Linked DNA regions of Mus musculus: regions 1, 3, 4 and 5 are each linked to region 2. A link is a loop called in an ENCODE intact Hi-C map of the cell type or tissue named here. Cell type or tissue: left cerebral cortex. All regions are shown on one strand. Links, peaks and the distances in the headings refer to the core of each region. The heading gives the core; the rest is flanking DNA.

Region 1 (6,447 bases), core at 602-5,601, 110 kb after region 2:
GATAAGACCAAGCACAGGTAAAGTACCTAGGCTGGCTTTTGCTGGGGTATAAGGATCCTCTACATATGTAGCCCCCCTCAGAGAAACAAAGTACCTGTAGGGATGTTCAATTTTCTGACATTGTGACACCATGTTGCCATCTACAAAGTTCACACTAGAGACACAACAAAGTTACAAAAAAAAAAAAAAAAAGCAAAAAAAAAAAAAAATCTCATAATGGGTCCAAGATAAAGCACTTGCTACACAAACATAAGAACCTGAGTTTGGATCCCAGAATTCATGTAAAAGACCAGGCAGGGTAGCATGATTTTTTAACACCAGCTCACAGAGGCCAGCGAGTCTCTGGGGCTCAATAGCCAACTTAGCCAGGATTGGAGAGAGATTCTACCTCCAAAATATTAAGGTAGAAAGCAATGCCAGAGGTCACTCTGATACACACACACACACACACACACACACACACACACACACCCCTAAGTTAATGGCTCTGTGTTGGCTGCATTCACAGCCATCCCTGGCACCTGCAGTCCAGGGGCTATGGGTTAGACACACCTGTGACAGAGCCCCAAGTCATCACCACACTATTTTAACGGTGGTTCCACAAGTTCTATCTTCAGATACCCCAGGACTCGCACTGGTCTTACCTCCCCTCTGTCCTAGGTGAACAAGGGCTCACGCTGACGCCTGCACAGGATTCGCCAACAGGGAGGGTGGCTTATGGGAGGGATTCCAAGCAAGTGCTACATACAGCTCTATGGCTTTTCCAGGAACCCCAGATGAGGGGTTTCAGGCTCAGGCTGCTGTGGGGACCCTGAGCTGCTGATTATTCAATAAAATTACCAGCAGGCCTTAAATCTATCCTCAGTTAACACAGTGTCTTTAATAATAAAAAGGATTTTGCACTGGGGATAAATACAGTGTCTCATTTTCTCACTCTCCTGGTCTCCTGTCACCAGGAGCTTATTAATACAGTTGCTAATATACGGGTCCCAATCAGCCACTAAAATGCTGCTGTTATTCCTGCTAATTCAACAATAAAACGTGGCTGTGCTAGACATAAAAAAGTGAGCTGTCATGTGACTCTCAGAGGCTCTATGGGGGATGTGCCACAAGGCCACAGGGAGCTGAGTCACCACAGCCACAAGGCAAATCACATCCTGACCATGGCCCCTGCAGTTCACAGCTGCCACACACCCAAATATCATATAAGCTGATAGCTATGACCCACACTGTAGTCAATGTCTAGTGCAAGTAACAAGCGACTGCAAAGCCAACAATTTGAAGTCGCCCATGTGAGCTATCTCACAGTTCTGTAGCTTCCTGGATTCTCTACTTCAGAACATTATAGACCACAGACACTGGAGGCCACAGACATTGGAGACCACAGACACTGGAGGCCACAGACACTGGAGACCACAGACACTGGAGACTATAAACACTGGAAGCCACAAACACTGGAGCACAGAAACTGGAGGTGTCTCATTGCTGTCACCAAATCTCTGACAAGAACCGCCTGAAAGAAAGAAAACTTCTTGATAGCTCAATGTTTGAAGGGATTCAGTTCACCTCATTAGCAAGACATGGTGGCATTCGTGGCCAGAAGCGTGTGTGTGTGTGTGTGTGTGTGTGTGTGTGTGTGTGTGTGTGTGTTCCACCTCCTAAGGGTCCCGCAATCTCCCCAATGGTACCACCTAAGGAGTTAGTCAAACACAGGCCCTCACTTCTGCCTTCAAGATGGAGATAGTAATGCCTGTTTAACATCAGACCCTCAATCTGAGGAAGACTAGTGTGGGAGTGTAGGACTTAGTAACAGACTTCAGCAAAACAGAAATGGACTCACAGCAGTAATGCTAAGCCTTGCAGGGGTGGGAGCGCATACCCACCTCAGGGCTCACACAAAAGGGTCTCCATTTCACTCGGAGCCTACTGATAGCGGGCTCCCCCTCCGAGCTACCCTAAGCCATCTGGGAAGGGCACTTTGCTGACAGTGTGACTCGAGGAACTGCAGGCAGATAAAATTAGTGCTGCCCACCCATCCCAAGCTGTCGGTGGAGCTATTCTGAGCTCCCCCGCCCCCACTCAGTTCCTCTTCACATCTTTTGCTCTGACTTTTCTGTGACGAATTCCAAAGCTGAGTCACTAGAAAGGTGGGTCCTGGTGGGTGTTCCCTTCTGGCCGCTTGCTCACTCGCTGGGTCCCAGAGACCCTGGAGAGAGTTGGGGAAGGGAACACCAAGAATCATAGGAGCGGGTGGGGACAGAGTATTCGCTGAGTATCCTGTGAATGGCACAGCTAATCTTAGCTACCCACTTTACAGATGTCACAGCGGAGCACAAAACGGGAGAGGAAGAGGAGGACATGGATAATGAGGATGAGAAGGAGAAAGTGTGTGTGTGTAGGAAGTGCTGCCCAGGGCCCAAGCTTCCTAGTAGCTGCTTCTCTTGTTAGGCCACTATCCCTCCAGATACCAGGTGAGCCTCTACCATCCCTGGCTCCTCCTTGGGACACTAACCGGGCACTAAGCTGGTCCAGCCTCCAGGGAGCGCCCTCTCCAGCCCCAGGATGCAGCTCCTTGAGAGGCTAGAAAACCTCCTATCTAGGATCCAAAGCCCTCCAGCCATAAGGCCAAGAAGCTTTGCCACTCTCAAGGATACCACAGAGCACTGAGTTAGTCTCCTCACACCCTGCCTGCCTTCTTGTTCCTGAAGAAGATGCCTCAGGCACTTGGCACCTCCCAGCCCCTTCCCCCATCCTCATACCCACACCCACACCCTCACCACAGCAGGAATATGTAGACTTCAAGTCCTGAAAAGAGCCTCGTCCATGTTCAACAAAGAAAAAGGAACCCCTGGGCCCTTGTACCCTACATAGGAGAATCTGATATCAAGGCCCATCTGCCCATGATCCCAGAGTGGGTGGGGGTTCAGTAAGAGAGGCCATTTGGGGAGCCTTGTCCCCACATCACCCTGGATATGGGTTCTTCGCTAACATTTCTTGGCTGTTGCAGTTAGTAAAATAATTCATTGCTTTCCCTCCCAGCAAGCAGCACCTCTCAGCCAAGCTCTCTGGGAGATATGACAGCCATTTTCCCCACTCCATGTTCTCCCTTAACTGGTCCAAGTGTCTGAGGACAAGAAACACGCTTTCTCCAGCTCCTGTCCCAAACTACCTCAACATGCCAGCTGGACTCTGGAGCCAGATGCCAGTCTTCTGAGATGCTCGGGTCTGGCCATGTCCCGACCCCACAACATTTCTTCTCAAAGTGCCAAGCCTGCATGAGACAAACCCGTGCCCCATGCAGGAGAAAGGTCCCCACCTGCTCGTTGTCCAGCAGTGTTCAAACTAGGCATCACCTCCTTTTGGAACCCCTCCCTTAACTGAAGCGGGTGTCCCTCTTCTCCAGACCAAAGCACTCTTTTCCTCCCTTTCCCTTGGCAGGGTTTGCCACGCCACCAAACTGGGGTGTGACCTGGCATCTGTGTATGACCAGGGAATCAGACACAGTTTGGGTCTATACGGTCTGGTTTACAGAATATTTGAGCTGCCTTCTTAAATCCACATGGCCCAGGGCACTCATACCCACAGACACAAACTCAGCCAACACCCTTCTGAGTCGCCACAGGAAAGACCCGCTGATGGAGCAAGCCTTTGAAGTTCAAAGAGAAGACTGGCAGGTCCCTCCAGCCTTACTGAGGACCAGGAGTGTAAACAGACCCTTGCAGGTACCATGTTTCCCCTCCCCCCTCCCCAAACACCCCAAGAAACTTATACAGCCTTCTCAGGGAAGAGAAGCCAGCAAAAAACAGCAACTGCCTCCCTGACAGACAGCCCCCCCCCCTCCGCCCCCGAGAGTTCTAATGGAATTAAAATAATCTCGCCACAGTGCCCCGACCCCAGATAGGCACCATCCATGAAGGCAGAGCTGCTAACTGCTGCTTTGAAGACTCTTTACCCAAGAGCTATTTGTCCTCTGTAAATGGGATTTTAGGTACACGGCTGAAAAAGGAAGGCGATGGCCTCCAACGCCTCAGTGTGTATTATACATTAGATAGATATTTAAAAATAAATAGCGATTAAAAGGAAGGCTATAAATGACGGGCGAGAACTCCAGACCCTCCGAGGCCTTCATGCAAATGTCTCACTACTCTCTCAGCTCCAGAAATCTGGGACAAACTGTAATCATTTCTCTGATTTTTAAAAAATGTACTGATCCAGCTGCTTTGGAAGAGCCGGGCTGTCTCAGATGAAGCCGGGGTGTGAGCTGGAATGAACATGATGGGGGGGGGGGGGGGGATCCCAGAGCCAGCCTAGTGAGAGGGCCAGTGCGCATGCTCACCAGTTCTCTTTCCAGCCTACACCTGTTGTCTGGAGTGCGGGAGATTAAACCTGGAGACACGCACTCTGCTGCCCGTAATGACTCATTTTCAACGTTAGCATTGGCTATTGGCAGCAGCGGCAGCAGCGAGGTCGTTGTCGCAGTCATCATCATCATCGTCATCATTGTCGTCATCACATCTTTGGACTTAGGGCTGGTTAGAGTGTTAGCTAGCCTTTTGTTCTAAGCCTTTAATCATCAACATAAAGATAACCCCATGGACCTTTTCTGTGCTACGTTTTCCAACCTGCCCTTTTGCAGAGAAACTGAAGTTACCACTTTAAAAGACCCGGGGCGGGGGTGGGGGTGGGGGGGCATGTGCAAACCTAAAATCCACACACTTTATTCAGATTTTTATTAGGTTTTTGCCTATTGTGTTCCTACAGGGGGTGGGTATGAGGAAGTCAGAGGACAACTTGTAGAAATCTGTTCTCAAACACAGGACAAAGAGCTAACGAAGGTGCTTATTAACATATCAAAGTGGACTCTGGTTGAAGGTTTCCCAAAATCCCTCAGTCCCCACCCCTTATATAGGATCCTTCTGGCTGGCATACCCAACTCCCTACCCTAACTTCTCAGCCCAGGGGCTGAGTTGAGTTTTCCCTTCCCACAGCTTCTCTGATTCCTATCTAACTCAGACATGTTGGTGACTTGGCCCTTTGACCTTTTATCACCTTTTGGCCTCTTGTCCACTGCTCCAGGTTTCTCTCTCCCTTTCTCCTCTCCCCATCCCCTCCCTCCTTCCTTCACATGTTCAGTCTGGACCCTTTCAGAGCCTCTGCCTCTGCTCTTTCTCATGTCTACAGTAAACCTGTACCGTACCTGGGAGCAGTCATGGCCTCCTTTTTACTATTTCTTTTTCTGTTTGTTTGGATTTTTTGTTTTGTTTTGTTTTGTTGTGTTTTATTGTGTTGTTTTTCAAGGCAGGGTTTCTCTGTATAGCCCTGGCTGTCCTGGAACTCACTCTGTAGACCAGGCTGGCCTTAAACTAAAAAAATCCACCTGCCTCTGCCTCCCAAGTGCTGGGGTTCCATCATGTGGATAGAGGGATCAAACCCAGGCTGTCAGGCTTGTCAGCAAGTGCTTTTGACCCACCCGGAGCTATGGCAACAGACCTAATTTTTAAAATGTGCTCCTTTTAGCAACCTCCCTGGGGCTACCCGAGGCTCTCAGCACTTGGCGTGTCTCCAAGTATGTCATGTAGCCATGAACCCACATTCACTCACCTCCCTACTTGCAGGCTCCCTGGCGGCAGGGACTTCACGCTCAACATTTAGCCTATAATATAAAGTGACTTCTTACCTGTGTTCACTGAACACTTGGCCCATGCTGAGAGCCTCAGGCACTACCTGGCTAGAACCTAGGAAAGGCAGCTAGCTCTCCTGTGACCACCATCCTACACAAGTGAGGCCAGGGCCAGCTGGGAAGACTCTGCAGTCCCTTTCTTTGCTGTGTAAGTATTGAGGCGTTCTACCCTTCACCCTCACTGACTGGCTCAAGGACACACTATTGCGATATAGCCATATAAGTGAGGCAGGGTGAACCACAGACTCTAGGACAGACTATTGTTATAGAAGGTTCAGGCTCGAGGTTCTGGGGGACACTGACGCAGGTTGTCCTTTTGGGTAGAAGATTTATTAGCATGGTTATTAATGCCATAGACAGACATGACCAGGGCTTGGGGCAACTCAGACCCATGAGGCAGAGTGGAAGGTCCCTCCTTAGGGTTCACAGAAGGAAGGAGATGTTTCATGTAGTCAGGCTATCTTTGATCCCCTGGCCTGAGTCAGGGGAAGGGGGGGGGGACTTCTTGCACTACCGGAAGGGGGTGTGTAAGTAAGAGAACATGGCGGGGAGAGAGAGGAAAGGGAATACCCCATTTAGTTGTACCCATTACAGAGGCTGCCACGGAATGCGCCCACAAGCCATCAACTGCCACCAAGGCTTCTATTTTTGACATCCAGAGGACAGGAAGCCTGCCTGGACACACACCTTGCTTCCTCAGCAGGAAGCAGAATAATGCACGTGGAGCTGGAACCTCCCCCTCATGGCTCTCATTTTATTAAATTTTA
Region 2 (6,447 bases), core at 528-5,527:
GGTGACTTCCTAAGGGCTGAAGGAATTGTAGCAAATGATCCAGAACATGAGTTTTAAACCATAACCAGGGGCTGGGGAATCAGCTTGTTGTATTAAGTGCTTGCCTCAACGAGCAAGAAGACCTGAGTTCTCCTCACCCCCAGTGTTAGCATTCCTTCTTGGCTCTGCCCAAAACTAGCTCAGTCAGTAGAGAATGATACTCTTAATCTCAGGGTCATGGGTTCAAACCCCACGTTGGGTGGGGCCTAGAAGGAATGCTAACATCTAGTACCTACATAAAAATCCATCTAGCGAACATACATGTATGTTCTGGGAGGTAGAAAAACCCAGACTCCTAGAGCTCACCAGCCAGCTTGCCTAGCCAACATGGTTAGTTCCAGGTCCCAGTGAAAGAGCCTACCCCTAAAACCAAGGTGGACAGTTCTTAAAAATGACATCTGAGGCTTCCATGTGTGTATACATGCACCCACACATACATGTGCACAAATACATACATTTGCATGCACACACACACACACAGAAAGAGAGAGAGACACTCACACAGACACACAATCACTTCTTCTGCTGTCAACTTATTCAGTCAGCACGTTCTTCAGGCGGCAGCAGACCATCTGTTTCTCTCTAGAAGACCTGGGGATCAGTCATGATAGATTGTGGTGTATGGATCTAGCTGGGAAGGAACAATCCCATGGGGAATCCCTCTCATAGTCCCGGGACTACAGAGCAGAATCAGGAATCCCTTAGGGACAGAAAGGGTAAAGACCTAGCTGACCTCGTAGCTGCTAAGGCCAGTAAGAAGCTGGCTATCTCCTTCTCCCTGATCCCTTACCCATGACCCCATCCCCGGTTGTCATGTCTAGACCCAGAAACCATTCCCCAGTTTTAAAAGGGCAGGTAAATATGAATCCAATTCAAAGAACTGAGATATGGCACCATGGAACAATGAAGAGGCTGGAGATTCCCAGGACCCACCAGTATCAAGAAAGTCAATGGATAAGCCAGTCCTGCCCCAGGGGAGCCCTTGGCAACTGTGAAAGCCCCCATTAGCTGCTGTGAGCCTGGTGGGAAGGGGTGGGAAGAAGGTGGCCATGGTAAGGTCCAGGTAGGTTTTGTGGCTTTTGTGCACAAAGGCAGAGAATAGGGAGATAACAGGGCCAGGATGAAGGTGGCAGGTGGCTCTGGAAATTGTCACAGCATGACTTAGGGTAAGGAGAGGGCCTCAGAGGAAATGACATCTCAGCCTACTGGACTTTCCAGTCACAATAAAGAGTAGTGCTGTGCTCAGCCCATGAGCAGGTATTAGAGACAGACGAGGGACCAAGCTGAGGCTCATCAGTAGCACTCCATGAAGTGTGAGCATGCTGCAGACAACCGTTATATAGTCAAATGCCCACTGCGCCTTAATAAACCCCTGGAGAAAAAAAATCCCAGGCTTCATTTCTGAGCTAAAAGGCATGTGCTTCTCAGCTGGGACAGCAATCCTCAAAGCCTCCCTAGGGGGACTCATGCAGCCCTAGGACTCAGACAGCAGGCTGTCTGAGTTGAGAATAAGGTAGTCCTAGCTTCATCCCCGGAAGGAGGTCTTCGTGATCCCTAAGGGAGGTGCCTCCAAGAGGGAAGCACAGGGTGGGATGGAAGGTCAGTAATGGGAACAGGCCTCTTGTGTTCCTGAAAGAAAACCCCTCACTTAAGGGAAGCAGGGCATGCAAACCTTTGGCACCCAACAGTCCTTATGGCATTTCCTCATGGGAATGCCACCATGGTATGAAGTAACAGAGACACAGAGGTCTGTGACCAGATGACCACTGGGGGGAAACAACAACAGGGATGATGGATGATGATGATGGGAGGTGAGGAAGGAGGGGTGTTAGACAAGCAATGCATATCAGAAGCAAGAGAAGGAAAATGTACAAAGGGAAAAGAAACAGGAAGCTATCGGGACAGCCTCTTACTCAGAGAGACACAGAAAAGCAAAAGAACAAATGGCTCCTTGGGAAGAACACGAATCCCAGTGGCTCGAGCTGCCCCGGGAGCGCTTATGATCACCCTCCTCAGGACACAGCGCTCTGGACAGCTGTGGTCTCCATTTCAGGTCCAGGGCTCTGTCGTCCCTCTTCACCACGTGCAAGAGCCATGAGCAACAATTCCTGGAGCATAATAAGGAAGAGCCATAAAAAACAACAGACAAAAAGGAGGTGATGGCACGAGCCACCCATGGTTCTAGCATGTGTTGTCCTCCACAGCCTCCTAGGTTTAAACACCTGATCCCTAGATGGTGGCGCTGTTGGTTTCCATCTAGGAGGTGGAAACTTGTGGAGGATATAGGTCACTACAGGAGTGCCTTAGGGTATGGTAGCCCAGTCTCATTTCCGGTTCTCTCTCTGCTTCCTGACTGTAGTGGCAACATGACCAGCTGTCTGCTGCTCTCTCTGCCCTGCCATGAAGTCCTATGATGCCCTTTGGCCATAAGCCAGAATAAACCTTTAATGCTTTAAATTGCTTTCTGTCAGGTCTTTTGTGACAAGAAGGGTCACAAATACAGCATCTATGATCAAGAACCTACCACAGGCAGCCCCTTGGCTGTCTGGCGTGTGCCCGTGCACACACACACACCCACCTCCAACTCAGACAACAATGTACGTTAAGGGCTTTGAAGCCAGAGAATCAAGCTTTGGATCCCATCTTGATTAGTCCACAACCTTGGGAGAGTTCGTTTCAAGTTTATATAACTGTTCCCGAATCAGTAGAACAAGGACACGGTCCCCATTCAGGGCCTGGAGAGGACTGAACAAACAATGCAGTCGCAGGCTCAGCACAATGCCCGGCACCCAGCAAGTATCCGGTAGGTGTTGCTTGCAAAGGTTTCCCCCACACCCTTCTTTAAAACCTCCAGCTAACATTACCAGCTCAAGTCTTCTCAAAGGGAAACAGCGCTGAGTCATCCCTAAGTCCCTACATCCTGCTTCAGACTCAAGATCCCCAGGGGGACAGTCATCCCTCCACCACAATACCCCACCACCTACAGGCTAACTGGTAAATTTATCTGCCACCAACACAGCCCTACTAAATGAGGGAAGGAGAGAAGCTGAGGAAGGAAAATTTCAAGAGGGGGGATCTACAAAGCCTGAGGAGCAGAGTTCCAGCCTTAGTGTTTCCTGCTTCCCCAATCTGTGGACAACCCACAGCTACCCCGGGCATCCTGGGTCCGTGGAAAGGAAAGGAGGTGATGTGGGGGCTCCTAGGCTGAGCCTGAGGACCAGCCATTGCTGGGCCTGCATGGTGACTCTGAGGAAGATGGCCACGCACTCTGGGACCCCACTGCTCCCAGTGCTACCACTTGGGTAAAATTGGAGAAGCCCAGAGCACTACCTAGTCTCTCCCTGCATATTATCAGGGCCCCCTCCACCCATCCTTTAACGCCTCGCCTCTTCGCATCCCTGTTCCTATAAGAGAGTAAGAAGCTTCGAGAAAGCCTCTGAACTTACCAACCAGCTCCGTTCTTTCTCCCACTCAACAGTCAGCAAAGACCACTCCCTCCCACACGCCAGTCACTCCCTTTGCACACCGAGCTCCTGCTTGTCAGCTTCGGCTCAGCCTCTCACTCCCTGCTGCCTCCCTGCACCCCACCACCGCCACACTCTTTTTTAATCTTTGTGTTCAGCCCGGGGCCTGCATCAGAGACCCTGAGCTCACCGCTCCCACCTCCAGTCAGATAGCTCTGATGGAAGGGGGCCACACACAGCTGCCCTGAATCACAGCCAGACTCAGCTGTTTTCTGAATGATTGATGACGGTGGCTTTGACTTCTCAGTGTGAATCACTGGTTCTAATTCACTACATGGCCCCTTCGTCCCATGGCTTCTCCATGTTCAAGCCCTTCATTACATCCTTCCCTGGGCGGTCCAAGCTCTGGCCCTGACCGTGCCTGGGCATGTCAGAAGCCCTCCCATATCTGTTGTATTAACAAATGAATGCATAGATGAATGATGTCTATGTCGGGATACACACACATCCTCCCTCCTTCCTAACACAGTATACACACTTATCACAAGCTTCCTAATTAGAGGTCCTTAGAGTTTTCTCTCTGAAGAGTCAATACTTTAAACTATGAGCTTTCTGAAGTATCTTTGTTGCTGTGGGATTCCCTATGAGCAAGTTGTGTGCCCCAACTTCATTCCCCATCTGGGAAAGCCATAGAGAAAGGACTGAGCTGAGCGGCCTCTGTCTCCTTTTGTGCCCCGACCCCCACCCCCAACACCTCTCTGTTCTATTGTCTGAGGACGGGTCACTGATAGGAATGATTCTATGGACTGGAGCAAGTGCTGCATGCTCCCTTCTGCCTGCCCCACCCCACCAAGCTTAGCTGTGGTGGTGGAGATGATGACAGCTGTCTTTCGTATCCAAAGAACTTCTCTTTCTCGAAGCGGCAAGCCGGGTCCTGCTGCTGTCCCACAGCTGACCCTGGCCTGGCAGCTCTGTTCTGCACTTATCCATGAAAGGTTAAAGCACTCGAGTGAGCCTGGGGGGAAGAGAGGGGACTTTATAACATGAGAGGCCAGAGGTAGACAGCTAGAAGGTACTGGAATGGCAAACATGATAGACAGGAGCCAAGGAGGCCAGCCCTACAACCACAGCTGTAAATCAGCACCCAGTGAGGCACTTAAAATGGCTATGCTATTTCACTTTTGTTAAGTGATCTATAATCATATGAGCCTTGTGTCACCACAAAACTGGACCCAACAGTGGACTCTGGGCACTAAGTGATAGAGAAGGAACAACTACAAAACCCATCTCTACCCAAAAATGGTAGTTCTTCCAGGTGGATCTTTACAAATACTGCCATGTGTCCCTTGCCCCAGCAGAGTAAGAGCCAAGTCCAAGGTTGACCCTTCCTGGCAAGAGAATTCCTGAGAAACACTTCTGCCTTTGTTGCTTTCAACATCATTAAAACAGCCACCCTACAGCGGAACCTGGGCTCTAAGAACAACAGCCCTTGGGAGAAACATTTATTGGGCACCAACCACACATGCTTGCTAAACCTTTAACACCCCCATACTGCAAAGAGGGAATGGGATGGTTTTAACTGTCAACTTGGCACAACCTAGAATCACCTAGAAAGAGAGTCTCAATGAGGCGCTGGGTTTACCCCTGGGCATGTCTCTGGAGATTGTCTTGATTGAGGTGGGAAGACCCACCCACTGTGGGTGGCACCATTCCCTAGGGCTGGGCCTTGAACTCTATCAAAGTAGAAAATGTGCAGTGAGCAAAAGCATGCATGCATTCTTTGTCCTGGTCCTGATTATGGACACAATGTAGCCAGCTCTTTCCAGCTTCTGCCTCTGTGATTGCCTGTAGCCTGGAACTGTGGGCTGAAGTAAACCTCTTCTTCCCTAAGTGTTTTTCTTTTTTTTTTTTTTAAGTAGTTTAGCACAGCCACAGACATGAAATCAGGATAGGAAGGGGCAGTAATTAGCCCCTTTATGGAGGTCCTGAGAGTACTCTGAAGAGCGGTGGCTGTGAATAGAACTGAGATTTGCTCCAGCTCCTAAGCAATCCCACTTTCAAAACATGGACGAGAGTCATCTCAGTCTATTTGCACCTGAGATCAACACATCTCTGGACTCCAAGGGAGGGGGAGACAGCCTCTGCCTCCTGTCTGAAGGCTGTCCCTACCCTCTATCTAATCCATTAAGTAACCAGACTCATTTTGTTAATGCCTCAATCTTGATATTGAAATACTTGTGTCACTCAAGCCCTGGCCCAGATCGTGTGTCAACCCAACCCATTCTCCACCCCCAGCTCCACTACAGGCCATGCAATGCTCACCTGCTGATTGAAATAATGCAATTAAGGGATATAGAAAATCCATTCTGCGTAGTGCCATCTGCATGCACGTCTGACAGCTAATTTGATTGGTGCTCTGTAATCAATAAAGCACTCATGCAGTAGCCAGGAAATTTACCTTTTTTTTTTCCTACACCATTTATAAGCAAAAAAAAAAAAAAAACCACTCCCTGCTCTGCTGCTACCAGCGCCTAGAGCTCAGAGAGGAGGCTCTAGGAAAATAAGCACATGAAACACACAGGATGGGTGGATGGATGGATGGATGGATGGTTGGATGGATGGATGGAATTCTTCTGAGCTAGAAAATGATAGTCCTACTGCCCAGCCAAGATAGTTAGGTGGCACCAAGCAGTCTCCATCATGGAACAGTGTCTGCACCCAGATTCTTCTATTAGATTGGAGGATTTGGAAACCAGCTTCTGGATGAATGGATAGATGCAATGGTGGGTAGATAAATGAATGGACAGATTATTAAGTATTCTATAAGAATATGAACTAGCAAGAAAGTTAGAGGAGAAAAAAGAAAAAGGAAAAACTGATGGTTAATTTCATATGTTAACTAGATGAGACCCAACATCACCTGAGAGATGGGCCTCTGGGCATG
Region 3 (6,447 bases), core at 884-5,883, 220 kb after region 2:
ATATAGAGACCCTCGTACCAATCGATGGACTTGAAATTCCAGTAAAGATCTTTTTAAGGTAATTTAATGAAAGTCACTTTATATTCTCAGGTTTGGACATACAAAGACCCTCAAATTCCAGCTGAGCCCGGGGACCTATGCAAGCTACAGATATGAAGAACTGGAGGACCACCCAGCAAGACTGCCTGGGGTGCCTGCCTACTTAGAGTCAGGCATTCAATCGTTATTTTGCACTCTAAGTTTTGGGTAGAAAACTCTAACACTTCCTTCATCCCTGAGACCGCATCCCCATCCTCCAAGGATGGGAGTCTGGTGTCTCAGCTCGGGCCAAGCACCACTTACCCTGTATTAGTGCCCAGAAACTAGGAGGCTTTAATCAACTGGAATCTGGATGCTAAGTCCCAAGTCAAGATGCCAATAAAATCCCAGATGGAGTCCGTTGTCACTCACCACCCAGCTTCCAGTAAGGACCATCTTCCTCTGACACCTCGCTTCCAATATGGCCAGCCATCCTCCCCTGCCACCTAGCTACTGGTACAACCAGCAACCCTCAGCTCAGACACTCCTGCATTAGCTACTATTCTCATTGCTGTAACCAAATAAACACCTACCAAGAAACAACCTATGGGAGGAAGGGTTTATTTTAGCCCACAGTCTTTCATGGGCGTAGTAGTAATAATCTCTTCCATCAGGAGGCAAGGAGTAAACAAGAATTGAGTCCAGTTTATAAAACGCCAAGGTCCACCCCCAGTGACTCTCTTCCTCCACCTGCTGAAGGTTCCACAACCTTTCAGGACAGCACCACCAACTGGGGACCAAGTATTTAAACATATGGGGGACATTTCACATTCAAACTACAACTCCCAGCTACCCCCATTTGCCATGACCTTCCCATGACGTGGTCACTGATGCAGGTTGACCCTCATCCAGCCCCACTTTGTTTTAATGAACTGCAGTAGCCAAGACCCTATCTCTAACAAGGTCACAGTCTAAAGCATTAGGAATTGGGCCTTTCTCTTTCACAGTGACATCACCAACTCACAGCACCTCTTACCCTGAGACGCTTCTCAGCATTGCAGTTCACTCTGCCCCTCCTTCATCGATCTCTCAGCTTTAGCAGGAGGGAGAACATCTGGAAAGATGGACAGAAACTTCACCAGCTGCTGGAACTGCCAAGAGCCAAATTACTGTGGTGACAGGATTTGACCCTCCCACATGCCAGACTCCTCATGGCATCTCTGCTCCTCTGGGAGACAATGAGAACTATGCTGGCTAGACACAAGCTAGAGCCATCAAAGAGGGAGCCTCAGTTGAGAAAATGCCTTCGTAAGATTTCCACATAGGTAAGCCTGTAGGGCATTTTCTTAATTAGTGATTTGATGGAAGGGGCCAGCCCCTTGTGGGTGGGGCCATCCCTGGGCTGGATGTTCCCGGTTCTGTAAGAAAGCAGGCTGAGCAAGCCATGGGGAGCAAGCCAGTTAGCAGTACACACACCCCCATGGCCTCTCCATCAGCTCCTGCCTCTAGGTCCCTGCCCTATTTGAGTTCCTGCCTGATGTCCTTTGATGATGACCAGTGATGTGGAAGTGTAAGCCAAATAAACCCTTTCTTCCCCAAGATTTGTTTTCTTTTCATTTCTTTTTTTTTTTTTTTTTTTTTTTTTTTTTTTTTTTTGGGCATGGTGATGGTGTTTCACTACATAATAGAAACCCTAACTGGGACAAGAACCCTCCAAAGTAGACCACATGACACAGGCTCTTTTCTGGGGCTACTCGAGCAAGGCCTGCGGCTCAAAACGTTCCGATGCTACAGCAATCTCTTGCCAGGAGAAACATTCCAGTGGCTTAAAGCCCAGCTGTGAGTCACAGCAAGCCCCTCCTCCAGAAGATGCTCTGTCCCTGGTTCCAATGACATTTTGAATTTCTCTTCTCACCACTGCAGATGTAGCAGGTGGAGGTGGACAGGAGCTAAACACACGCAGAGGAAGTGTTAGGTGCAACAGTCCTGAATTGGAAGCGTTCAGAACACCCACCCAAAAGATGGCGTGTATGAAGAAGTCCAAAAAGAAAGAGTGAGCTATGGGAACAAAGCCCCACCCTCCCACCCAAGACATAGAGTCAGCCCACTCCAGATGGCCTTGTTTATCTCACACTGTGCTGGGCTGTTTGTTTATTTTGTTTCTAAGTTCCAGCATTGACATTTGTAGACTCCAAAATCTTAAGCAATTAATTAGCCTCTGTGTGTTCGCCCCTGTTCCATCCATGGGCAGGAATGGTGTCACCTGACAGGGGCTGTGAGCAGATTTGGATGAGAGCTATAGGTAATGTGTTCAGCATCCCACTGAATGGGAGGGAACTGTAGAACTGTAGATAGGTGTCTGACTCTAGCTTTGGGTGACTGGGTCAAGAGAATGTGGGCTTTAAAACCCCAGAACACACATTTTAAAAGCCAGGTACACAGCACACAGTTACAATCCAAGCCCTTGGGGAGGTGGAGGCAGGAGGCTTTCAGGCTTGAGGGGCAGCCAGACTAACTTGTCAGTATGCTTCAGAATGATCATAGATGACCATAGCATCCATGTGCACACACTCACGCACATAGTGTATACAGAGACAGACAGACAGACAGACACAAAGATACACAGGGACAGAGAGACAGAGAGACATGTGTATAAAGATTGATATACACAGATATTTTCTGCAACATTACTCCTAACAGGGAAGAAAACTGGAAAAAACCCAAACGACCTAAAGTAGAGAAATGGTTACATACAAACAGATTGAAGCAGTGGAATGTTCCGTGGCCGTGACAGAAAAGGCAATCGGCGAGACATCTACGGCGGATACAGTCAGCTCTCTCATTGGTTTTGCATTTGGAGATTTCGACCAACAGAAGGTAGAAAATATCCAGGAAGAAGTAAGTGCAACTGGTATTGATCAGGTGTGGAAGTTTTCTGGTCATTGTTTCCTAACCAATATTACCCGGGTGCCCCGTGCAGGGATGGGCTGAGGGGCTGGAGGACCTGCACAGCACCAGTGAGCTGACACACCCAGCAAGTGCAGGTGTGTGCAACTAGGCTGGAGCCAGAGAACCCAGAAACCGTTCAGGGCTGTGTCCTTGAGAGAGGCTGGCACAGTGTGCCTTTCTACTGCTGTCCTGGGCACCGTGAGCAAAGCAACTGGAGGAGAAAAGGGTTCTGTTTAGCTTAGCTTATACGTTCAGTCCATTATCTAAGAAAGCCAGGGCAGGAACTCAAGGCAGGAACCTGGAGGCAGGAACTGGACAGAGACCATGGAGGGATGCTGCTTACTGGCTTGCTCCCCCTGAGGCTTGCTCAGCCTGCTTTCTTAGCACAACCCAGGGGAGGCAAAATGGACTGGACCCTCCGACATTAATCACTCATCGAGAAAATGCCTCACAGACATGCCCTCTGGCCAATCTGATGAAGACAAATCTTCAATTAAGGATCCTTCTCCCCGGGTAGTTTGTGTTCAGTTGACATAAACCGACCAGCACAAAGCCCCTCTCAGTGGGACCTTTGGCCAAGAGGCCTGGACCACTGCCACTTTGTTAAGCCTCTTAGAACAAAGGCTTGCCACAGATGGGACTATAAATCCCACCCATGCTTTCAATGCTAGCACTTAACAAATTGCTGCTTTTAACATTAAACCACCCCTCCCACTTGGAATCAGGCCCACAGTCTGCACTCAGAGAGGTGATTGTCAGCATGGTGCTCACGCCAGAGGGCTCCCTGCCAGTGGCTGCCAGGCCGAGCTGTGTCGAGCCCTGTGTCTCAAGGGTTCTTCTAAGAGAGACCTGTCCCCAAGACCAAGGTGTCTCTCTCTTCCTCCTTCCGTTCCCTTCCTTCTCCCTGCCTGCTCTCCCTCCTCCTATCTCCCACCCTAATCTCCTCCTTTTTTCTCCTTCTCACCCAGCCCTGGGCTCCCACACACAGGCATCCTAGCCCTGGAAGCCTATGGCACTCTTAGTGACCCCAGGTAGACACACCCGTCCCCTCGGGCTCGGTAGCGTGTCCCCTGGGAGCCAATGTTCTAGCACTCTGGTTGCGACCTGAATTGCGTAGTTATTACTTTAACGCAAAACCTGGACTCCTTAAGAAAGGCTCAGGGATGCTCAGGCAAATGCATCCCTTTCCAGGGATGTATCTCCTGACACCAGTTAGGGCCTCCAGCATCCCTCCTAGAACCTGAAAGGACCACACTGCCCTTAAGTGGGGAGGTCTCACCCCTCCACTATAGTAACCTGGGACTATCTTCTGATGCCTGCAGCCCACTTGGGCAGCTGATGAGATGAAAGTGTGGCACTGCCACCGTCCTTCTGCCTTCCTACTCCTGCCTGGGAAAGACCAGAGCTCCAAGCATCGCAGCTCTGACCTCAGTGCACCATGGCACAGTCTCTCAGCTGGCTTCTCTCTGCCTTCGGCTGGATCCAGTTGCCAGATGTTTCTAGAAGGTGGGAAAGGGTTGCAGTTGTAGGATGTGTGTTTCTGGTTCTAGGAAAGGGTATGCTTTGTTAGATTTTCTTCCCTCACTCGTTGCACACCTACTGTGTGCCAAGCTGTGTTCCGTGCTGGGGACACGGGACAGCAATCTCTGGGGAGCTTATAAAGATGTGGGACATTAGACTCACTGAATTCCTATGGAGCTATACTGACTTCAGAACCAGAGATACTAGAGTGAAATGGAGGGTTGGCAGTGCATGGTGGGATCCTAAGCTCCTCCCAGGAGAGCAGCTAAGTCCCATCTGCAGAGATGAAGTTGGGACTTGAAGGATGGAAAGAGGAGCCAGTGAAAGGAGACAGGGGTTATTCTAGGTGGGCAAAGGATGCCACTGGGTTCACCAAAGAAAGCTTCTTTGTGACTGGGGATGTAGTTCAGTTGGTAAAGTGACTGCCCAGCATGCAGGAAGCCCTGAGTCCAATCCCAAGTACCACATAAACTGGGTGTGGTGGCATAGTGCTTAAAAGGTAGAGACTGGAGGAGGTAGAGACAGGAAGATCAGGAGTACAAGGACATCTTCTACACAGGGAGTTCCAGGTCAGCCTGGACTACAGGAGCTTCTGCATCAAAAAAGAAGAAAGAACAAGGAGGAGGAGGAAGAGGAGGAAGAGGAAGAGGAGGAGGAGGAGGAGGAGGAGGAGGGAGAGGAGGAGATGGTGGTGGTAATGATGATTACAATTACTGTGACCACAGTTTCAGAAGAAGGTTGCTGAGACCAGAGTGTGGAAACAGTGAAAAGGAAACAGGCAGGACTCAGGCTCCCAGGACTGAGGTGTGCCCACTTCTTGGGGCTCAGTCAGTGGTGGGGAACCTGTGTGCAGGAGCACAGGTCTGACCCTAGATGCTGGTTCCCCGAGACCCCCCCCCCACACACACACAGCAGTCATGCCCTCCCTCTTCAGTGACCTCTAAGAAGCCAGTCAGGACAAGGAGCCAGGGAGTCACAGTGAGGGCTGGGAGCTCAGTATGGCTGAAGGGGCTCTCAGTGACAAAGGGACATCCTCTCCCCATGCCTGGCACCTGCCAGCCACGCTGTCACACCCACACTGTCACACCCGGCACGATACACCTTGCCTCTGGGTGTTTCTGCTCCGGGGTGTGTGTGTGTGTGTGTGTGTGTGTGTGTGTGCTGTGTTTAAGGTGGTTTTCACCCGGGGTTATTTATAAAACACTGCTTCTCACCCATAGACTGTGGAGGAGCTGAGCGGGCAGAATTCCCTGCAATCACAGCTGCTGGAGGGTGGAGCTTGGTTGAGGTCAGACAGAGGCAGTGGGATGACCAAAGTGGGCATGCTTGGGACACATGCGCTGTCCTGACCACAGCCCCCTGGGAGCCAGGGGACATCGTTCTCTCTGGGCTCTGCTCTGGCTGCCGGTCCCTCCCATCCTCCCTGAACTCAGCTGCCCCCAATCACCTCTGTTCCCAGCCCTCTGGTCCTCATGTTTTCCTGTCTCCATCTGGCTGAAGTCTCAGACCCACAACCCAACTAGACGGCCTCCCCTCTCTCTCATACTCATGTCCAAAAGCCGTGACTCTTATCCAATGCTGGGATCCCCACGGCTATAAGGAAGAGCACATTTAAAGTCCAGTGGATGCTCACAGTCAACTATTGGATGGATCACAGGGCCCCCAATGGAGGAGCTAGAGAAAGTATCCAAGGAGCTAAAGAGATCTGCAACCCTATCAGTGGAACAACATTATGAACTAACCAGTACCCCAGAGCTCTTGACTCTAGCTGCATATGTATCAAAAGATGGCCTAGTCGGCCATCACTGGAAAGAGAGGCCCATTGGTCAGGCAAACTTTATATGCCCCAGTACAGGGGAACGCCAGGGCCAAAAAATGGGAATGGGTGGGTAGGGGAGTGGGGGGGGGAGGGGGTGGGGGACTTTTGGGATAGCATTGGAAATGCAATTGAGGAAAATA
Region 4 (6,447 bases), core at 771-5,770, 130 kb after region 2:
CCTCCTACCCGAAGCTGCACAGGGACTGTGGAGGAGTTTTGGATCTTAGAGAGAATGTTCTTTGTCCTAAAAAGGGAGTTAATTAATCCCCCTCAGGCGGACTGTCTTCTGCTCTGCCAGTTTATCACTTGATGGAACAGGATGCCTGGATCTCGAGTTTTTGAAATGGGAATTCTGCAAAAGGGGAACACTATGTGTGACTGAGCAGGGAGAAGTATGGCCCCTCTTTATCACACACACATACACACACACACACATCACAGGTTAGACACACAGATATACAGACACACTTGGAGACATATATATGTATGTGTGTATACATATGTGTATATATACATATGCATATATATACACATATGCATATATATGGGGATACATAGACACACACACATAGGCACAGAAACACAGAGATAGATATGCAAATAGACACACATAGGCATAAACACACCCAGAGGCAAATATGCAGATATATAAACACACATAGACACACAGAAAGAGACATAGATACAGATATACATAGAAACACACCAGCTCTGAAGCACAGACACACATATATACCATACACGTATATAGACACAAGCACACATATTGAGTCACAAAATGAGATGAGATACAAAAAATACATAGACACAAATGTAGAAACACAGATGTATACAGATACACATAGATACACAGATGTACAAAGGTACATATATATATACACACAGGCACATATATATGCTGCACACATACGTAAACAGAAACTTGCATATATACACACAGAGACACATATACACAAACAGTTATTCAAATGTACAGAGATGCATAGATACAGCACACACAAGCCCATACTCAGACATATACATGCAGATATATAGACACATACTTATATACATACACACATTCATTACATACATATATTAAGAGACACACAAAGATACAGAGATACAAGGATACGCACACACAGACAAAAATACAAATGTGCACATACACAGATATACATAGGTACATACATGCACAGAGATACATAGGTAGACAGACAGACAGACAGACCCAGGCATCTGGAGAGCTAAGCGCCCTCACAAGGCTTCCGGGCACACACAAGACCTCAGCTCCAGGGTTCTCATTAAAGGAAACAACAGGTTGGGGGAGGTCAAAGGCATCAGATAGAGCAGAACATGGTCATGCCACCCGCACTCTCCTGTCCCTTCTAACAATACCACAGCCGCCAGGACCTGATTAACACAGCCACTGCTGCTTAACAAACTAGACTGGTATGATGGCTGGCACATCTCTGCATCTTCCCACTGGGATGTGAATTTCTGTGTATCTGTTTATTTGTCCCCAACTACAAGAGGCAAGGAGGCTTTTGTTTGTTGGTTATTACTAAAACGCAATCATCGGCCACCTTCTGCATCTGTGATTGATTCAAATAAATCAACTATATTTTTATAGAAAAAAAAAAAACGGACGCCTCATTAAGTCTCTTTGGTCCCACATTCTCAGTAGTAGAGGTGAGTGAGAGACAGTTCCTTGGTACCCATTGTTTTAATTTACAGAGAGCAACTCTGGCGCTGTTTTCAAGGGTTATTGAATTTTCATAGACTATCATCGGCTTCCACATTCCCCTGTGTGATAGAAACCTGAACTCCCAAGGTTTTATGGCCTCCTCTGAGAGCCTCTTTCCTCCAGATTCCTCGAGAAACCAAACCAACCAAGAGAGAAGAGGAAGAATGAAGTTGGCAGAAGGAAGGGAAGAGAGAAGAGGAGGAGGGAAGAGCAAGAGACAGCTCCTGCTGCCCTGGCTGAAGCTATGCCAGGAGCCAGCCCTGCACAGAGGCTTAGAGATCTAGGCTTGGACTCTGTGGCTGTGCTGAGCCCAGCCAAGCTGAGGGGACATGGGGAGGTGTGTCAACTTTTGTGCCAATGGTCCAGCTGCTTTTCTTCACAGAGCCACCTCCCCTTTGGGACAATAAACCCAGAGCCTCTACTTAATGTACCCCGAGAATACCCTTAGTGTGGAGACTCTCAGTGTGAATACTCAGTGTGAATACTCAGTGTGAATACTCAGTGTGAATACTCAGTGTGAAAACAGTCTGAGCAACAGTTCCTTCAACAGAAGGCCCTCTCTACCCTGCCTCCCACTCAAGTCCCAGGTTCCCGTGACCTTCTTGCTGCTGGGACAGCCGACCTGAGCCACATCACATTTCCTGCTGGTTGAAGTGATATCTATCGGTGGTCAGAGAGAATGTATCTCTTTCCCTGTACAGGAAAGAAGAAGCCCAGAGATAAACTCCTTCTGGAGACAAGACCACAAGAAGCTGGTGGCTTCTGCAACTGGGTCACTAACAAATGGAAAGGAATCGAGGAAGTCCCAGCCCCCTGGCACTGCTGATGCATTCATAAACTCACAGTAGCTGTGGATGCTTGACCAAGCCAGTCAGTATTCCAGCATGTATGGGGAAGGGGAGATGAGACCCTACCCTTAGCTGAGGAGCTATTGGCAGCTGATGGCTACCGGGAAAAGAAGAATCATCTTTCTTCAAGGATATGAGCCCCTGTAGGTTCTCCATGCTCCTAGTCTAACCCTGTCTTTCTGGCTACTGGTCCCATAGGTTGAGAGCCTCTGCTCAGCCAGGGGACTGATGCTATCAGCGGTGCCTATAGAAATCAGAACCCCTGTGCCCTAACCCATGGAGCCTATGGTTTAGCAAAAAAAGGGCTTAGCAACAAGGCCGAACTCAGCCTGGGAGTTGGGGCAGGGCCTGGTTGCTTCTCCCTCTGCCCAGTCTGGGGAGAAGAGCAGTGTTGCTACCCTACAGTCTCATGCACACACATGCATGCACACACATATCCCTGAATCTTCAAAGATGTCTTTCAACTTTGTAAAATAATGAAGTTCTATCCCATAAAAATAGCCCATTGGCTTCAATCTGCCATTATATTTTTCCTGGGACCCTGGGTTGAACGTGAGTGTAATCTGTAAGATAATGTAAGCACTAATAATGTTTTCCAGAGATGCATTCTTCAGCCTAACAAATGCAAACTGCTATTAGGAGTGCGTTTGTTAGCATTGATGAGGCCTAGATCACCAGCTTTGGCAGCAAGATGAAAACAGGCTGATTTTTTTCCCCTTCTAAGCTGTTCAGCTTCTGAAAAAAAATTAGCATAATGTGTTGAATGTTCCACACAAGTCTAAATTAGTCTTAAAAACTCCTTTGTGATTCTTCTCCCATTAAAGACTTTAAATATCGTTATCCTTCTTTAATAGAACAATTCATCAATGTAGTCCTCTAAAAGGTAAGCAATAGAGATGGATTAGACAAGGGAGTGTGATATAAAGAACACTCCTGCAGAATTAATATGCTAATACTGTACCAGGCACTTAGTAGGTGCTTAATAAATGGATATTCTTCTATTCATTGACTGAAATTCCTTTGTGTTTACAGAGTCAGTCCTTTTGGTCCTGTTTGAAGATTTTAAAAGACAGGAATGCGTAATCATCATTTTCCATTTTATTTGAGGACTTGGAAGCTCCCAGGAAAAGCTTTTTCTTTCCACACTTGGGCCTCAGACTTTGACATAGCGCCACCTACTGCCAGAGCTTGGCCATCTTCTCTCAAACATCCCCCAAAGCCCTTCAAGAATATTGAGGCATTTGTTTGCCAACATTATAACAGCTGGTACTATGTGGGACAGACCCTACTGTGTGGGATAGACTCTACAGTGTGGGACAGATCCTACTGCGTGGAACAGACCCTACTATGTGGAACGTAGGACCTACTTTGTGAGACAGACACTACTGTGTAGAATAGACCCTACTGTGTGGGACAGACTGTAGGCATTTAAGTATGTCCAATGAACAAGAAACATGACCAGAGATTCAAGAGTAAGTGGGCTGATACCCACCCCAGAAACAGGCACCCTGCATCCATTTTCCTCCTTAAGTAGGCAAAGCTCTCTTTCTCTCTCTCACTCTCTCTCTCATACACACACACACACACACACACACACACACACACACACACAGAGCCCTCAGGCCTCACTTGGCCTTGACTTCCTGGTGTTGGAGCAACAAAGTCTGGCCTCTGGTCATAAGAGCAGCTACAAATTGGAAAGCAAATAAAGACTTGGGCAGGTTCTCAACTCAAGATTGCTCTCCGTACTGCAAACAGGTTGTATCCCCATGTCAACCGGAGATGCAATTAGGCTTATTGATCCAACTGCAAAATGGGCATTGATAAATCAATACAGTGTAGATGCCATAGATAAACCATGCACGTCGTCAGGAGGCACGCGTGTGTGAATGCTTCGATGCGGACTGGTACTGGGGATCTCCCTCCTCAATATGACTGAGAATGCCGAGCCGTTAGGGTGTGCAGCAGCCTGATTTGCCCTAAGTTATTGCTACTCTCTCATTCAGTCCATAAGTAGTTTTTGTATGCCTGGCTGTACACCTGGCCTGGGGACATTGGGACAACTGAGCCTCCCAACTATTCCCAGGGACTCGTGACCTAAGAAAACCTAGCAGAACCGTCTTGTGACGTGGGACATCCTAGTTCAGGAAAGCCTATGTGGTGTGCTTGCTACACAGGCTTTCAACTTTGGTGATGGAAGGGTCCCCTGAGAGAAGCCTTTGTCCTGGGCTCAGCTTTACAGCTGAGAACTCGGAGGTTTGGAGAGCCTTGGGGTGTGGGGACAAAGAGGTGGCTCTGATCAAATATGAGGGCCTGAGCCCTGATCTGGGACATCCATGTAAAAAGCCAGGCACCATGAAAACTCAGCCCTAGAGAGGTAGAGAAGAGAGGACCCTGGAGCTTGCTGGCCAGTGTACCCAACTGGTGGGTGAACTCTAGAGTCGGTGAAAGACCCTGTCTCAAAATTAATGCGAAGGGTCCATGGGGTAGCTCAGTGGGTGAATGTGCCTACCCTCAAGCTGATGACCCGAGTTTGATCCCTTGGACCAACATGGTGAATGAGAAAATTCACTCCTGAAATTTTGTTCTCCATCCTCCATGCAAATACTTTGGTGTGTGCATATGCACACACACACAATAAATAAATAAATAAATAAATAAATAAATAAATAAATAAATAAATAAAATGTTTGTTGACACCATCAATTTACCACTGGCCTACACATATGCACGCGCACACACACACATACACACACACACAGAAGCTGGGTGAATAAACAGATAACAATTTTTGAATGAGATTTGAACCCAGACTGCAAGTTTTAAAACCTATACTCCTCCGTGACAGGGTCTATACGACCAATATCTTGGATCTGATCTTGGAACAAACTTACCTACGAGCACAGACATCATCCCGCCCCAGGGCAGCCAAAAACCCACCAACCACAGAAGAATGGGAGCGTATGAGGGCAGCACTATCTGACCTTAACAGCCCAGGTCTGAGGCAGCCTTTAACAGGCTAGGAGACTGGGTACACTGCCCAGCACCTACCCATCCATGGCCACCATTCCCCTTAGCATTGGTAGCCCAGTGTCATGCAGGCACTATGCACTGGGAGGTCTGGCCCAGATCCCAGGCCCACCACAGGATGTAAAACCAGATTAACTTCAGACCAATTAGGGTGATTTTGTTCCTCCTGTTGATGGATGATTTAGGAAGAAATACAGGACAAAGTTCTGGCCAAGGAGACATTGCTCAGAACCACAAGACTGCTGGAGGAGCAGCCGGGAATGGTCTCTTAGCACTTAAATAGAGATGCACAGACCATTTTCATCCGCCAGGCTGGCAAGACACCAAGAGGCTGAGAACACATTGTGTTTGTGTGGGGAAGCGGGTCCTTTAAATATTGCTGACGGGAGCATGAACTGTGCAGATCCTAGGAAGGGCAATTTGAAGATCGCTGTCAAGGTTACTAATATACATCCCTCTTGCCTGCGTCGTTCCACCTCTGGGAATTTATCCTACAAGAATGCTAACATAGTCGCAGAATTGGTTATAATAGCAGATTGAAAAACAACCTAAATATCTATCAAAAGATGACAGGTTAAACAAATAAGGTTATACCCACAGAATGTAATATGACACAGCTATAAAACCATAGTGAAAGTGCATTTTATACATCAAAATGTTTTGATAGACGATAAAAGCAAAATGTCAGAAAATGCATACAATATGCTATTGTTTGGGAAAATAGGGATAGGACGTACAAAACTATACATTCATATTTTCTTGTACATCACTATGTAAAGAAGTTATAGGAGACTATCAAGCCCAATTTGTGAACAGATAAAAGCAGGAATAAAAGGGACACATTCTGTTATGTGCCTTTTAGATTTGCAAACCTATGTAGATAACACTTACTCAAACAATTAACTATCCTAAAAAGAGAGTGGAGAGGCTGCTCCAGATGGCTTAATCAGAAAGTGCTTACCTTGTGAGCACAGGAGTTGGATCCCCAGAGCCTGCACAGTCAGGCATGATGGCGCAAGCA
Region 5 (6,447 bases), core at 550-5,549, 120 kb before region 2:
TACCAGGCCAGTCGCTATGGATTAGTCACACACAAATGGCTTAGAAATGGCAGAGATGCCTTGGTAGAGCCTCTAAGAGAGCAAACCCTGGAGGCATCTGCATTTCTAAACATCTGCTTGGTACTTGAATCGGACTATAGTTTACACCATGCCCTGGTGACAATCAACTGGGAGTTATCAAATGGGGAGCCCCAGAGCCCTGCCATCCTCTTCTGTGTATCTGCCTGATGTTGGGGGAATGGGGACTGCACAAACTCAACCTGAAACCAGTGGCTACATCATAATTTCTGCTGAAAGGTTTAGACTCTAGTTTTGATTTGCGTGTGTTTTAGGAAAAAGGAAAAGCACGTCAAATTTCCCCAAATAGCCCCAAAAATTCCAACCTGGAGAAGATAAGCATCTACCAAGCTAACTGCAGCACAATGTAATTAAGTGGCATCGTATTTTCTACGTTTTTGTTACATTTATTTATTTGGGTGTGTGTGTGTATGTTTAAAAGTGAGAGAACAGCTGGCAGAAGTCTGTTCTCTTCTTCCACGTGTGGATCTTGGGGCTCAAACTCAAACCTGAGAGCATGTGCCATTACCCACTGAGCTATCTCATCTGCCCTAAGTTGAATTTTCTATTGATTATGAACTCCTTATTATCCAACAACTGGTGAATTGAAGACCTAAATACTTCCATGTGCAATGTGTAAATTGATGGCATTCATCTTGGAACTGAAGTTTTACACATTCACCTACAGCTTCTATCACCCTTATCTGTCCAACCTTCAGATAACTCCTAAATATGTCCTTTAAACCGTGGTTTTCCCATTATATTTGATGTTCCATGTCTTAGTATTATTCAGTAAGAGGCAAAACACTTTAAGAGAGACACTCTCTTGAAATACCTAATTTCATCTTGTTTGGAAAAACATGGTAACTACACATAAGCAAGAAGGTGGGACTTGGAGAGAAAAGATACCTCCAGAGGTAGGGTAGACACTTGGGACAGGTTTGTGAAAACGTAACCATTCAATACCAGTTCCCGGAACAGGCTATTAAGTCAAATAGAAGACCATCACATGAGGACACAGTAAATAAACCGGTCCTCCAATTCCTTAACAGAAGGAAAAGCACAGTGAGTGACCCAGTCTCTCCCTCCTTCTCTCACCTACTGGGCACAACCAGGGGAATCAAAGTCCTGACATTGCCCAGTTCAGCGAGCTGGTCTCACTCTGGGAAAGGGGGTTGGGATGGGGAGAACCTTTCTGCAATTAACAAAACTTGGTGACATCAAATTCTAAGAGGAAAAGTAAAAGCCCCCGGGACAACATAATTAGGACTGCTAACACATGGACCCTTTCCCTGGATGACCTTTGGTTCAGGCTGAAGTCTTCCTGGGAAGAGTGAGGTATTGGGCCCCATGATAGGAGGAAGAAAGCCAGCATTCAGCTGACAGTGGCAGAATAACCTGGGCCTGAGGTCCCTTCTCACACAACTGAAACAGGAAGTCACTGGGTTCTGCCAGAGAAGTGCTGGGGCTATGATACCACACAAGTCCTAGTCACTCCCCGACTCGTTTGCTTTCCACACCAATGTCCACACCAGAGCCTATCCTCAGAGTCAGAGGGACCGGAACAGATACTGGCCAGTATCAGGGACGAGAACAGACTGTTAAAATTCTCCCTTGCATCACCAGTGGCTGCTGGGCAGGAATATAACTTGAGGGCTTTCTGGAAAAGTCCTGACGTCTTCTTCATTCCCCCCCCACTTTTTTCCTCCTTAGAAAATGCCAAGGGGTGTTGTTCTCTGTACGGATTTTTTGGCTAGCAAGTACCCCATTTCTGTGTAAGGCATATAAAGGGGTGGGTGGATTTGGGTACCTCGTGGCAGGGGAGGGTACCTAGTACAATTCTTGGAGCACAGGCTTGCAACAGATTTACTAGGACAACAGACCAAAGCTACTGGCGCTGTCTTTCACTCATGGAAAGCTCGATAGAAGCGACACCTAGAGGGGACGGAGGGGAGACTACCGAAGCGCTATTCATCAGTGTCAAGAGACGGTTATCTGGAGGGAAGTCCTCTAGGCAGGGCAAGGTGGACCAGCTCTGGGAGAAAATGCAGACCTGGTGGGGGCGAGGGGAAACTCCCAGAGAACTCTGAGCTGACCAAAGGACAGCATAGACGCTCGCCAAATTCTGGGCACCACGAGCCCTACCGACCGCTGCCAGTCAGTTTCTTCCCTTGCAAGTTTCAGGACAGGAAGTCCTCAGGTGGCAGACATAGGGGAAGCCAAGTGGGACACGGCTTTGTCAGCTGCAGAGAGTGCTCAAAGCCTCGTGCTGCAGTGCTACCCAAACTCCAGGCGACATGCGCCCCAAGAGCAGCGCTCTGCCTGCGTTTCCCAGGTCTCCTCTGAAACTTAGAAATGGTCTCTCTTCCTTCGGTGGAGCAAAGAGGGGCCGAAGTCAGTCAGCACAGTTGCTCTTAGCACCTACCCACCCACCCCCAACCTAAATATCCTCAGGACAAACTGCTCCCTAGAGACTTCCCAGTGGGTTACAGCAGCTGCTTACTGGCAACAACTGTGGCCTCGCAAGATGAAAGCCACAAGGTCCCCAGGGCAGGGTTCTGCTAGGATGCCCTCTTCTTGAGCTCCTTACACTGAGGGCCATGGGATAACGAGGGCCAAGAGAGGCGCAGATTATCTTTGGGCTGCGACAAGGGGACGCAAGTTTCCCCGCAAAGCGGAGGGGAAGAAGGTGCAAAGGATGCCCGCCCCGCACTCTAGATCCCAGCCAAGGGCACAGGTCTGAGCCAGGGTCTGTCGCTAGGGTTTGGCTGAGGCCATCCGGGGGTTCAGAGCCCAAGAGCGGCGCCTGCAGGGTCTCGGTGCGGATCGCGAGCTTCGGGCTCAGCCAGAGCAGTTCTGCGTGGCGCCCCGCGCGCCTATAAGGATCACTCCGTTCCCCACCGCTGATCCCCGGGTGTCAAACCCCATGTACCCCAGCTTTAAGCCCCCAGTCCTAGCGCATCCAGGGTGGCCCTGCCGAGTCCCGGCCCTGTGGTCCCGTGCCCGTAGCCAGGCGCGCAAACTTGGCTCTCCAGGCGTGGGCAGTGAGAACCTGCGAACGCCCGCACCGGGCCCTGCAGCGAGCTGCGGAGCTGCGGGCGTCGGGACCCGGGCGGAGAGCAGCGGGACGAGCTGGCGGCGGTGGCACGACTCGGACACCCGCATCTTCTCCGGAGCTGCGACCCGCTTACCTACGGCGGCCGGGGCCGAGGGAATGACCAGGTGGCCGGACTCGGGTGGAAGGGAGGGAGCGCCCCGTGGCGGCGACAGAGGCGGCGACCCGGACCCCGCGTCCTCGGCTGGGTCGTCTCCGGCTGTCGGCTGGTCCCCTGGCGTGCTAGAGATAGTCCAAGCTCCAGCTCTCCGAGCCTCCGCCGCCCGCCGCTGTGCCACCGCTGCCGCGGCTGCCCTATTTCTGCCGCCGGGACCGGAGCCCGTGACGTCACCCTCCGGGCCCCGCCTGCCCAATCGCCGCCACCTGTGCTCGCCTCCCGCCTGCTTGCGGGTCAGACCCCGCGGCAGGTGTAGAGCAGCCCGGCGCGCAAGCAGAGCGCGAGGATTCCCTGTTCCCTGCACCACCTGGGCCAGACAGCTCTCTTTCCCCTGGCTCCCAGGAAGCTCAGCAGGTGACAACCCCCTGCCTCTGTTTTCCCACTTACCCCTCCTCTCCTCTAAGCTCTTTTCCGGGCCAGCCTCCCCCAAGGTTGTGCTTTGCTCAAAGCGCAGGATTGCTCTCAATCAGCGGCCATTTCTCGTGAAACCTTACGGGGTCGGTACATTGCACCAAGAGAGATGTCCCTGAAGCAATATTCAGGGAACACTCCTCCCTGCATTGAGAACCAACTACCTGTGAAAGAGCAAAGTTTTCTTTACTCCCAACTAGAGACGCTTACAAGATTCCCAGGTGACATTTGCCAAGCCTGACCAGGCTGAGCCGGGAACGTGTCTTGTTCCTAAAACAAGACACTTTCCTCTCCTGGGCCTAAGACCTCAGCTTCCTGGCTTTTCCATCTCTTTTCTCTTCTCTTCTCTTCTCTTCTCTTCTCTTCTCTTCTCTTCTCTTCTCTTCTCTTCTCTTCTCTTCTCTTCTCTCTTTCCTCCACAGCTCTTCATATGTGCTCAGCTAAATTGCAAACACCTCTGTCACTTTCGACCTAACCTCACAGTTGCCCAGGTCCTGCCTCCTACTGTGCTGGTGTGGATGTCCAATGGCTTTCTGTCCTGCCCATGCCTTTGGGATCTCTCCTGATTTGCAGGAGGGCTCAACGGGGCTTCCCTGCAGATAAGATTAGTTAAATAGAAAAGAAATTGTGGAAATATGAAAGGCTGGTTGAGTCTGTCCTTCCATTGGGCCCCTGGAGTACAAGCCTCTGGGCTGGTTCCGGAAGATACTGCAGTGAGTGGGGCGACAGAGCCTTTCTTGCTCAGGTTGTTGGTGTAGGATCTAGCCCTCCTTCCACCACTGTCCAGAGAGTGGTGCAACTCAGACCCGGTTGTAATTGCTTCTCAGCTGCAAAAAATCAAAGTGACTTCCAAGTCGTAGTCAGCTGTGACTTGGCCAGTGAGCGCCAAAATTTGCACTCAGATATAAAAAGGCAGCGGTATTCTCTGTGCCCTGGGGCTGTGGCCAGAATGATGCTCTCTGCTATTTGACCATGATTTTCTGCCAATGCCATCCATGAATGAATCCCCAAGGCTGGCTGGAGGCTGGATTCTCTGAATATACCTGGAATTCAGGAGGTGAGGCACAATTTCCATCTTGAGAAAGAGAAAATGAGTGCCCCTAACAGGTGCCAGGGGGCACAGAAGTGATGTCCCGCTCCCCCAACCCCTTCTGAACTTGCATCCCCAGTCTGCAGATGGGACTAAACCACACAGCTCTCCAAGATGAGGTGGAAAAAGAGGCATATCCCTCTTTTCTAAGCATCAAGTCGCTGAGGCAGCCCAGTAGCCAGAGTGCAGGATTCCAGGCAGGAGAGTGGTGTTTCATTTTTTGAGGTTGTTGTTTTTTAATAACTAGAGGTCACGTATAAGTCAAGGCCTGCAGACTGACCAAGACCAGAAATAGCCACGTTTAATGTTCTAAACAACGTTGGGCTTCTTCATGCTTCCCAAGGAAGGAGAAGGAGAACGAAACTGCTATGAAACAGATGTTCAGATTACTCCCCAAGAGCTGATGCTGACCTCCACGGCGAGCCGTTGTGACCACTGAGCGGAAAACCAGAGTGGGATAACGAGTCACCTTGGAATAAGAGAAAGTGACGTGGGAAGGTTGGAGTCGAACACACCTCCGAGAGGCAGCATTGGGTGCCGCACGCATGCTGATGCCTCTTCCAGTTGCTTTGTGCTTTCACCGTGTATTTCTTTGTTTTACTAGCACATTCTGGGCTGGGAATGAAGCTGGTTTTCCCACAGAGACTTTTGGAATTTGCTTGCATCTTTCCTTGCATCTTCGTTTCAGGACTTGCAAGCTTCTCGTTAGCTAACTAGGATTCTTGGGGGAAGTTTTGTTGCTTTGTTTATTTATATTTTTTAAAGATTTATTTATTTATTATATGTAAGTACACTGTAGCTGTCTTCAGACACACCAGAAGAGGGCGTCAGATCTTGTTACAGATGGTTGTGAGCCACCATGTGGTTGCTGGGATTTGAACTCCGGACCTTCGGAAGAGCAGTCGGGTGCTCTTACTCACTGAGCCATCTCACCAGCCCTGTTTATTTATTTTTTTAAGGTAAAATTTTGAATTTGTACAATTCAGAACGTTTGGGGTGGAAGGGCTCCGAACATAAATTGCGTTAGTGCACTAGCTCAGCTGTACAGATTCAGAAACACAAGCGGAAGTGATCAATATACTTCTACTCTATGAGGTCTAGAAGTTTAAACATCCCTTGTTTTGGTAGGTTTTGAGGCAGGTTCTCACTGTGTAGCCCAGACTAACAGAGACTGTTTTGTTTTTGTTTTTTTACTTTTCCAGTGTTTTGTTTTTGTTTTTAAGATTTAATTATGCAAATGTGGGGGCTGTACATGTATGTGCAGGTACCCAAGGAAGCCAGAAGAGGGCATCAGGTCCCCTGGGAGCTAGAGTTACAGGTGGTTGTGAGCCACCAGAATAGCCACTAGGAATCAAACTCTGCAAGAACAGTGCAGAGAACCTGGGTTCAATTCCCAGCAACCACATGGTGGCTCACTGTCACCTGTAACTCCATTTCCAGGAATAAACACCCTCTTCCGGTCTCCAGGTCCTCTGGAAGAGCAATCTGTGCTCTGAATCACTGAGCCAACTCTCTAGCCCTGGGTGGCAGGGGGGGGCGGGGGGGTGGGGGGGCAGGGGGGGAGGGAAAGGGAGGGTGGGCCCAAGACCACTTTCTATCTAAAATGACTGTGTCTTT

The links. Hi-C counts contacts between places; a loop is a spot of excess contacts. Peaks named below come from ENCODE experiments on the same cell type or tissue, not always from the same donor. Only the 100,000 strongest peaks of a DNase experiment are listed, where the experiment ranks them.
Region 1: a loop joins it to region 2, with 9 times the contacts of the local background. A loop is called at or near these places in 4 of 42 quality-filtered maps.
Region 3: it touches region 2 in a loop (8-fold over the local background); 7 of 42 quality-filtered maps call a loop at or near these places.
Region 4: a loop joins it to region 2, with 4 times the contacts of the local background. A loop is called at or near these places in 4 of 42 quality-filtered maps.
Region 5: it touches region 2 in a loop (7-fold over the local background); 2 of 42 quality-filtered maps call a loop at or near these places.

The regions. Positions count from the first base shown.
Region 1 is chr11:52,532,703-52,539,149 of GRCm38, reverse strand. No RefSeq gene overlaps it. Among named protein-coding and RNA genes, the nearest start is that of Gm30366, 44 kb to the left of the region's middle. In left cerebral cortex, for the core only: no CTCF peak of the experiment used is centred there; DNase peaks (open chromatin) are centred at 1,522, 2,136, 2,761, 4,355 and 1 more place; H3K27ac peaks cover 2,841 bases.
Region 2 is chr11:52,645,569-52,652,015 of GRCm38, reverse strand. All of the region lies in intron 2 of Gm30366 (a long non-coding RNA gene), which reads right to left. Among named protein-coding and RNA genes, the nearest start is that of Gm39823, 57 kb to the left of the region's middle. In left cerebral cortex, for the core only: CTCF peaks have their summits at 2,307 and 3,026; DNase peaks (open chromatin) are centred at 2,982 and 3,530; H3K27ac peaks cover 2,467 bases.
Region 3 is chr11:52,428,986-52,435,432 of GRCm38, reverse strand. No RefSeq gene overlaps it. Among named protein-coding and RNA genes, the nearest start is that of 9530068E07Rik, 36 kb to the right of the region's middle. In left cerebral cortex, for the core only: no CTCF peak of the experiment used is centred there; DNase peaks (open chromatin) are centred at 1,908, 2,282, 3,653, 5,689 and 2 more places; H3K27ac peaks cover 459 bases.
Region 4 is chr11:52,519,240-52,525,686 of GRCm38, reverse strand. No RefSeq gene overlaps it. Among named protein-coding and RNA genes, the nearest start is that of Gm30366, 57 kb to the left of the region's middle. In left cerebral cortex, for the core only: a CTCF peak has its summit at 3,572 (motif pointing left); DNase peaks (open chromatin) are centred at 2,399, 3,055, 3,570 and 5,680; H3K27ac peaks cover 879 bases.
Region 5 is chr11:52,761,684-52,768,130 of GRCm38, reverse strand. Fstl4 (follistatin-like 4) reads right to left here and starts at 3,425. Exons shown (of 16, transcript NM_177059.3): 1 at 3,249-3,425. In left cerebral cortex, for the core only: a CTCF peak has its summit at 1,999; DNase peaks (open chromatin) are centred at 1,990, 2,263, 3,089, 3,508 and 1 more place; H3K4me3 peaks cover 2,793 bases; H3K27ac peaks cover 1,480 bases.